2 separate regions of the Homo sapiens genome follow, and region 1 is linked to region 2. Evidence: chromatin contacts called from ENCODE Hi-C or POLR2A ChIA-PET data. All regions are on one chromosome and are shown on one strand. The core of a region is the stretch at or near the end of the contact, and the rest is flanking DNA. Distances in the headings are between cores, read along the strand shown. Region 1 overlaps MBP (myelin basic protein). Region 2 overlaps ZNF516 (zinc finger protein 516).

Region 1 (4,124 bases), core at 835-3,334, 650 kb before region 2:
AATGGCATTGTGTCTTAACTTCAGTTTCCACGTTTATTGTGGAGTAGGTAGAACTGTGAGTAATTTTTATGTGTCAGTCCACATTCTGCAACCTACTGAGCTGCCTTATTAGATCTAGGAGGATTTTTTTTGGTAGATTTCTTGGGATTGTCTATGTAGATCATCATGTTATCTGCAAATTGGATAGTTTTATTTCTTCTTTCCAATTTATATACTTTTTATTTCTTTTTCTTATCTTACCGTACTGGTTAGAATGTCCAGTGCTATATTCAATAAGAGTTGCAAGAACTTGCCTTATTCTGACCTAAAGGGCAAAGCACTGAGTTTTTACCACCAATTATGATGTAGCTATAGGATTTTTATGGATGTTCTTTATCAAGTCAATAGTCCATGTCTATTCATGAATGTGTGTTGTATTTTGTCAAATGTCTTTTCTGGGACAATTTATATGTTCATGAGATTTTTCTTCTTTGACTTCATGGTATGATGGATAGTTGATTGACTGACTCTCTAATGCTGACCCACCCTTGAGTATCTGATATATATTCCACTTAGCCATGTATATAACTTTTTTATGTGTTGCTAGATTCACTTTACTAATATTTTGTTGAGGACTTTTGCCTCTAAGTGTTTGTGAGATATTGATCTATAGTTCTCATTTTTTGTATAGTCTTTGCTAGTTTCAGTATCAGGATAACTGGCCTCATAAAATGAGTTAGAAAGTGTTCCCACTTGTTCTAACTTTTGGAAGAGATTGTATAAAATTGCCATAAATTTCTCCTTAACTGTTTTAGTAGAAATTTCCGGTGAAACCATGTGGGCCTGGGGATTTCTTTCTTGGGTATTTCCTTCCTTCTACTTTGTTTGTATATATTTAGCTCTTTTTTTTTTGGTTTCTTGAATTAGATCTTAGATTATTGATTTGAGACTTTTCCTGCTTTCTAATATAAGTATTTCAGGGTATGAATTCCCTCTCAGCACTACTGAACTAGGTGTACATATTTTATCGAGTAAAAGTTTTGATACAAAAAAAAAGGAGGGAAACACACTAATTCCCCATGAGTAGGGCTATAGATTTACGCTATGATTTACTTACAACAGTTAAACTACCCAGACTTTGTGTATCAACATGGACAAAATTCTAAATAACAGTGTTGAATGGAAACCAGCAAACTGCAAATGAATATATATAGTATTATTCTATTTCTTTAAAATTTTCAAATCCACAAAAGAACATGTGGTCATGATTACGTGGGATTATATGACATATAGAAGCCAGGTAATGTTATCTTCTAATCTCGGGGAGGGGAGGGAATTGGCTGTCTCTGCATGGTTTTATTTCTTAAAAATATTTTGAGATTTTATACAAATAACAGAATGTGTTACTTTTTTTGATGAAAAGGATAAGCCAGTTGTCTTGTAGATTATTATCTGTGCTTTTTAATATGTTCGAACTAATTAGTAATTTATATTAGCAATAAATAAACCAATGTAAAGTTTGGGGGGAAATGACACCAGCGATAATGAAGTGTTAGAGAGGAAGATTAGAAGGCCCCACAAAGGAATCTGAAAGCAGGTGTGGAGGTGAAATTACTGAAATTTGGTAAGAGCATGACAATGACAAGGAAGGCGAAGGAGAGGAAGAAGAAAGGGCAGGAGAGACAGTCTCCCTCCTCTTCGTTGTCATTTGTTCAAGTAATATAAGTGCAGAAAGGAAGGATAAAGAAATTGATCTAAAAAGAGAAGCGTGCAGAAACGGGCAGGAGCCGGGACCTCAGAGGAGTGGGCTGGATTCAGCACAGGCCTGGGGATTAACTAGGTGTTTGCAACCTCACTCTTGAGCCCATGACTTGAGGAAGAACCATGAGAATCTAGCTAAATCTGAAAAGATTTAAGGAACAAAATTTGTATGGGGATCCAGCCCTTTTTCCTTCTTGGCTGCCAGGATTTATAATGAGCTGGGCCTCTAAGAGCAGTCTAGCATGATTCAGACAGAGGCCAGCAAACCAGGGCCCCACTTCCTGTCACTCTGCAGGCGACCTGGCTCAGAAACTCTGGAGGTAAAGTGTGGCTGCCCGCTCAACAGCCTCAGGAAGTCCCCAAAGCCCTATCTCCTATCTCCTGTGGGTGGGCTCTCCCCCACTGGCCCCGAGGGAGACTTTGCTCCTTTCCTCTCCCATCCCCTCCGAACTCACCTGAGACAGGCACCCAGGCCAGTGCGGCCCCAGCTGCCCCGCGTCCAACCCCCACTTCCGGGGGTGCAGCTGGGGAAGGAGGTGCAGGCAGCGACCACAGCAGCTACTGAGCCCCAAGAAAGGAGGCCAGCACGGGGTGGGGGGTGGGAGGCGTGGTGGCCAGAAGAGTTATTCTAGCGATTTATGTTTACATCAATTCACTTCCTTTAAGAGTAAAGGGATTAATATTCAGCTCCCCAATTTTCCAAAGGTCAAGAAAGAAAATGAAGTTTTATTCATAGTAAGTGATTAACCAAATTACCTGTTTAATTTTACATTAGAGACCACATATACAATGTATAAAAAGGCAAGTAATAAAGAGGAGATAGAACATGGAAACAAAGGACCCAGAGGCAGAGATGAGGGGGAGGCAGGAGGCTGGAGAAAGGGAGGTTTCTCAGCAGTTCAGGGGACTGCTGGTGTTGCGGCCCGTCTTTTGGGGCATCTGGTGACACGGGATGCTCCCAGAGAGCCCTGCTCCTTCCAGGTAGGAAGGTGTGCCCATGCTGCCCTGCAGGCAAGAGCAAAATGCCCTGTGCTGGGAAGGGATGGAGCTCAGGGCAGCTCCACCCGCAGACTCCGTGCAGGTGCCCTAGGCTGCTTCCCGGCTGACCACCAACCCAGAGAGACAGAGAAATGCTCTACTCAGATCTGCTTTTCACCTGGAGCCTGATTAAGAAACCTAAAGCTCCAGAGGTCAATACACACGGAAAACAAAACAAAGCTACCTGGATCAGTTTAGAGTCCTAGCAGGGACAGAATTGCCTTGGTGGCTGGACGCCCAACTCCCAAGCCAAGCATCTGCCGTGGCCCCCTGACCTGCTCACCAGGAGAGGGGACAAGCTGGCTCCTGTGGTCTGCAGCCACCTGCACACATTACACTGAGAATTCAAATTAAATGCAGAGTCCTAGGCCCACCCTGGCATACCACCCCACAGTCTTGGGGTCGGGCCCAGGAATATGTATTTTAATGAGCTCCGGGTTAACTTAGGATTGCTGCTGTAAGTGAAGGAAGGAAACAGACCGTGAGTGCCTCGGTGTTTCCAGGTCGACACAGCTCATCTGAATAGACCCACACAAGCTCTCAAATGTGTGCTTTCATGTGATCAGGAAGTCCTTTCTGTTTCACTGATAAATTGAATTTGCATTAGAATAACTAATTGATACTAAAGCTTTTTGTTGACAGTTTATTTTTATTTGCATCATGTATTTTTGATGCTTTTTCCATATTTAGAGAATAACATTTTATGTCCTGCGTGAGTCTTCATCTGATGAGGAACGTTTATGGATACTCATTTTCTTCATCTTTCTTGTATGGTTGAAAGCTACCATGTTTGCTAAACTTGCTATCAAAGCAAAAAATTATAGAACTATGTTGTAGGCTCCTCACATACAGCAAACGTACCATTACTTTTTAAAAATTCCTTGGTGTCTACTGTGTACAAAAATACTATGCCGTCCATTTCAGGGTATGTTAAGAGAAAATAGATGTCATTCTTGCCCTTGAAGTGCTTATAGTTTTATTAGGAAGCTTAGAAGTTCCCAAGTAATTTTCCCATGGCAAAATATTTGCTCAATACCCTGCCATGTATACAAAATGCTGCTGGCTTTCTAAAGAAGGGGGTTGTGCTCGGTAGAGGAGTAGAGTAGACTGGATGATGACGACTAGAACTGGCAGAATTATGTTGAATGGAAAATATACTAGCCGGGCGCGGTGGCTCATGCCTGTAATCCCAGCACTTTGGGAGGCCGAGGCGGGAGGATCAACTGAGGTCAGGAGTTCAACACCAGCCTGACCAACATGGTGAAACCCTGTCTCTACTGAAAATACAAAAATTAGCCAGGCGTGGTGGTGGGCGCCTGTAATCCCAGCTACTCGGGAGGCTGAGG
Region 2 (3,687 bases), core at 1,001-3,500:
GACCGTGCCCCAGGGACACCTTTGGACAATGGGGAGCTGGAACCCTGTGCAAAGGATCACTCACAGAGCAGGCAGAATTGCAGATGCAGACTGACTTGCCGGGAGAATTTCAGAAAACAGAAGGAAATCATGATGGATTGAGTTTATTCTTTTCCCGAACAATTTCTGTTGTGGTTTGCTGAGAGAATGTGGCCCGTGTTCACAGGGACGTTCTGTTCTTTAGCAGCAAGAGCTGGAACGACTGTTGACCATTTTACCTGCCCTGTAGGTCCAAGTCAAGGCCCCTTTTATTCAAACATCCCGAAGTCATGTGACTCTTAAGATCGCACCAATGGACTTGGTGGACAGACTGAGGTATCCTGATGATGATTGTTCCAGGTCTGTTCTGAGAAGGAACAAAAAGGTTTTCTCTTCCCCAGTGGATCTTTTTTTTTTTTGGACAGAATCTCACTCTTGTCACCCAGGCTGGAGTGCAGTGGCATGATCTCGGCTCACTGCAACCTTCGCCTCCCAGGTTCAAATGATTCTTGTGCCTCAGTCTCCCGAGTAGCTGGGATTACAGGCGCACACAACCATGCCCAGCTAATTTTTGTATTTTTAGTGGAGATGGGGTTTTGCCATGTTGGCCAGGCTGGTCTTGAACTCCTGACCTCAAGGGATCTGCCTGTTTCGGCCTCTTACAGTGCCGGGATTACAGGTCTGAGCCACCATGCCCAGCCCCACAGTGGATCTCTTAAGTGAAAAGCTGCAAATGTAAGCATTTTAATAAACTTTGATACAGAACTGAGAGTGTACTGAAAGTGTGTTTGAAATGCACTCATTTTTCTGCTTTGCTAGAAAAAGTTTTTCTGCTTTTGAAGTTTTGGATCATGAATGTATATATATTCTCTATGTCATCTAATAATAATTTTACATTCAGCCTATAAACTGTAAGGGATTTGTTATTCCTATTTTTTGTAGATTAAAAAATTGTTTATTTTAGAAAAGAGATAATTGTGATATAATTCATTTAGGTAGATGTTATTTGTATTGTATATTAAACCTTAAACCTTTTTTTTCATAATTTGCTGCATTTTAGTTTTGCCAACCTCTCAATATAAACAAGTTTACAAAACCTAGAAACTCTTAACTTTGCTTAGGGTTGAGGAATACCTGGAGTGAAAACCCCAGACAAAGTTGATTTATTTCATACATCATTATTGTACTGGTAGAATAGCAACAAATGCCCTTCCTGTTGAAGAATGAATATTTTATTGAGATGATGGTTTTACATACCTCTCCTCTCCGCAGTCTTCATCGATGAATTTGTCACTCTCTTTATGAATCTGTCACTCTCTCATTTGTCCTGAAAATCTGAAATATAGTTGTTGGAGTAGAAGTTAGTACACTTTCTGCTCTCCACCAGAGTTTACAAAAACACTTTAAGTTAGGGGCTTTTCACTTAGGAGATCCATTCGTGGGAAAGATAACCTCCTTTTCCCTTCAGAATAGATCTGGAACAAAGTGTATTTCATCAGCTGTTTTTAAGTAGGTCATTTACATATAATAATTAAAAAATGGATAACAATACTGGTTCAGAAAAGCTGTTTCTCAGAAGGAAGAGTGAAGTAACTCAAAGCAAACCAAACTCCTTTAAGAAGATGCTTCTTAAAGCATCTTCTTAAAGGAGATGAGAATTAAATGCAGTGTAATGAGTTTGCATTCCTTCGTTTCAGCAGGTTTTTTTGTGTTGTTTGTGTCTTATTCCCATGCTATTGGGAATTACAGTGAGATAAAAAGGAACCCTTTACAGTGGGTCATTTTGTGAGTGCTTGAGAATGTGTGGGGTGGTTTGGAAGCCAAGTGGAAGGGAAAATGTAGGGGATTTAAAGTATAAAATTGCAAGAGAATCACATTTTGTTGGTGTATTTAAAAGTGCCACAAAGAAAGCACAAAAACCTGACCTTGTTTTTCCCCGGACAGAACGAATCTCGCCTTTTGTCCCATGTGTCTCAAGACTGCTGTCCAACTCAGTTTTGTCACATTTTCAAGGCTAAGGCAGAGTTAAATTGCTTCCTCATTGTGGGGCTGGGTCCCGTTCTTGGAGGTGACACTTCAGGTTACCTGTTACTCCTGCTTATGGATCTGATGTTCAGAGCAGCAAGTTTATTACTTTCACGGAGGGTCAGTTTTCGTGCTTGCTATATTAGTCACTGAAATGCTTCTTTTGATAGGTCAGATGATATTGAAACAAACTAGAATTCTGTTTCCTGTCTGACTTGTGGAATTGCAGTATCAGTGTTCAGAAAACTTACCAGACTTTTGAACGTAAGATCGACTAGCATTCAAGTAGAATTACAAAGTCCAAACGATATGACTCAGCTGGGATAAAAAGTGCTGTTTTATCTTTTTTCTGTTCCAGTGACTCAGCAAAAACAGTGCTTTGGACATACGGAAATGTAGGCAAACGAATATTTCTGCATAAAGGGAAAATGTAGACCTTTACTTTTAGGACGACTGTTTGTTAGTGGACCAGCCCAAAATTCTTTTCAGAGTTTTGCAAATCCACCTGAGTCTCCACAAGTGCAATTTCATCTGTGGGTTCTTCTCTTGAAAGTGATTTAAGCCTCCGTAGCAAGTCACCCCGCACCGGCATACATCTGGGGGGCTCAAGAGCTTAGGCTGTTTCTATCCAGTCATGTGAAATTTATAGTTGTTCAGTTGCCTACGGTTCACCTAGTCAGGTGGGACCTCAGTATTACAATAAATGAAGGTGTTCTGATTAAAACATCCCTTTCTTAGACAAACCATGACTGGTTTTGGAGGTTAGTGGAAAACTGACACAAAACTACAAGCTTACGTTTAATCGCTTGGCAGAATTTCTTTCATATTCATTTGACCACTGTTTAATATGCTTTAAGATGTCTGAAGTTGGAGCTTAGAATGTACACTGTGTCCTACTTTTAAATGAGAGGAATTCCAGTAGCTAAGACCAATCCTATTCCCTGTCCTGCAACTCCTGGATGTGGACACTTTTTTTGCTGGGAAGTGAATTGATCTGAATGTCATTCTTCCAGGGAATTAATATGAAGCTACCCATTTTAATTACTGAACCAGAATAAAACATTGACAACTGGCACTGAAGGCTTTACTCTTTGTTTATCTTGTATAAGGGGATCAAGATAGACAGAGACACTTTGCTTTTAAGACATATACGGTGATTTTTCACAAAATGGTGTGAACATTTAGCACCTTTCTTTTCATACTATAAAAGGAGATGATGGTTGTGGAACTCACTGCAGATAACTCATTACTTGGTTTTCCAGCCACAAATTTGTGTGGGTAATTTAGTTAGAGCCAAATACTTAGGGCAACATTCTCCTTGCCCAAATTAAACCATTTCTTTTCAGATAATAGTACAAAGTGCATAGTTTATACACGACAAAGTCTTCATCATCTTGGCCATCGAGATATTTACAGTCGAAAGAGGAAATTGCATTTTGAGGAAAAAGTGTGTGAGACGTTTCACAACATGAGAGTAAGTTTATTTTATGGAAGCTACTATTGAGCGCCTGCTCTATGCCAGTCACTGTATTAGGCATTTAAATACATTCGCTTGGTGAATGTAGTAAGATCTTTAAATATATACATTTTAAAGAATTTAAAATGGTACAATGTTCTGTGAGTTTTTCTGCAACTAATTTTTTT

Evidence for each region. Hi-C counts contacts between places; a loop is a spot of excess contacts on that map. ChIA-PET counts read pairs that join two places held with the same protein, here RNA polymerase II (POLR2A).
Region 1: a loop to region 2 is called in a map of GM12878, with 2.0 times the contacts of the local background. The contact joins two enhancer-like sites. A Hi-C loop is called at or near these places in 2 of 168 maps with a recorded cell type or tissue (GM12878 and ascending aorta). POLR2A ChIA-PET finds 5 or more read pairs at or near these places in 1 of 52 experiments (naive thymus-derived CD4-positive, alpha-beta T cell).

What each region holds. Positions count from the first base shown.
Region 1 is chr18:77,122,656-77,126,779 of GRCh38, reverse strand. The region is part of intron 1 of MBP (myelin basic protein); the gene reads left to right. Among named protein-coding and RNA genes, the nearest start is that of MBP, 8.1 kb to the left of the region's middle. RefSeq lists enhancers at 1,904-2,013, 2,054-2,113, 2,492-3,425. Within about 2 kb of position 2,084, at least 10 of the 41 ENCODE cell types and tissues checked have a DNase peak (open chromatin) inside an H3K27ac peak, as active enhancers do; they include GM12878, where a contact is called at or near this core.
Region 2 is chr18:76,475,806-76,479,492 of GRCh38, reverse strand. The region is part of intron 1 of ZNF516 (zinc finger protein 516); the gene reads left to right. Among named protein-coding and RNA genes, the nearest start is that of ZNF516-AS1, 14 kb to the left of the region's middle. RefSeq lists enhancers at 1-322, 1,447-2,646. Within about 2 kb of position 2,250, at least 10 of the 41 ENCODE cell types and tissues checked have a DNase peak (open chromatin) inside an H3K27ac peak, as active enhancers do; they include GM12878, where a contact is called at or near this core.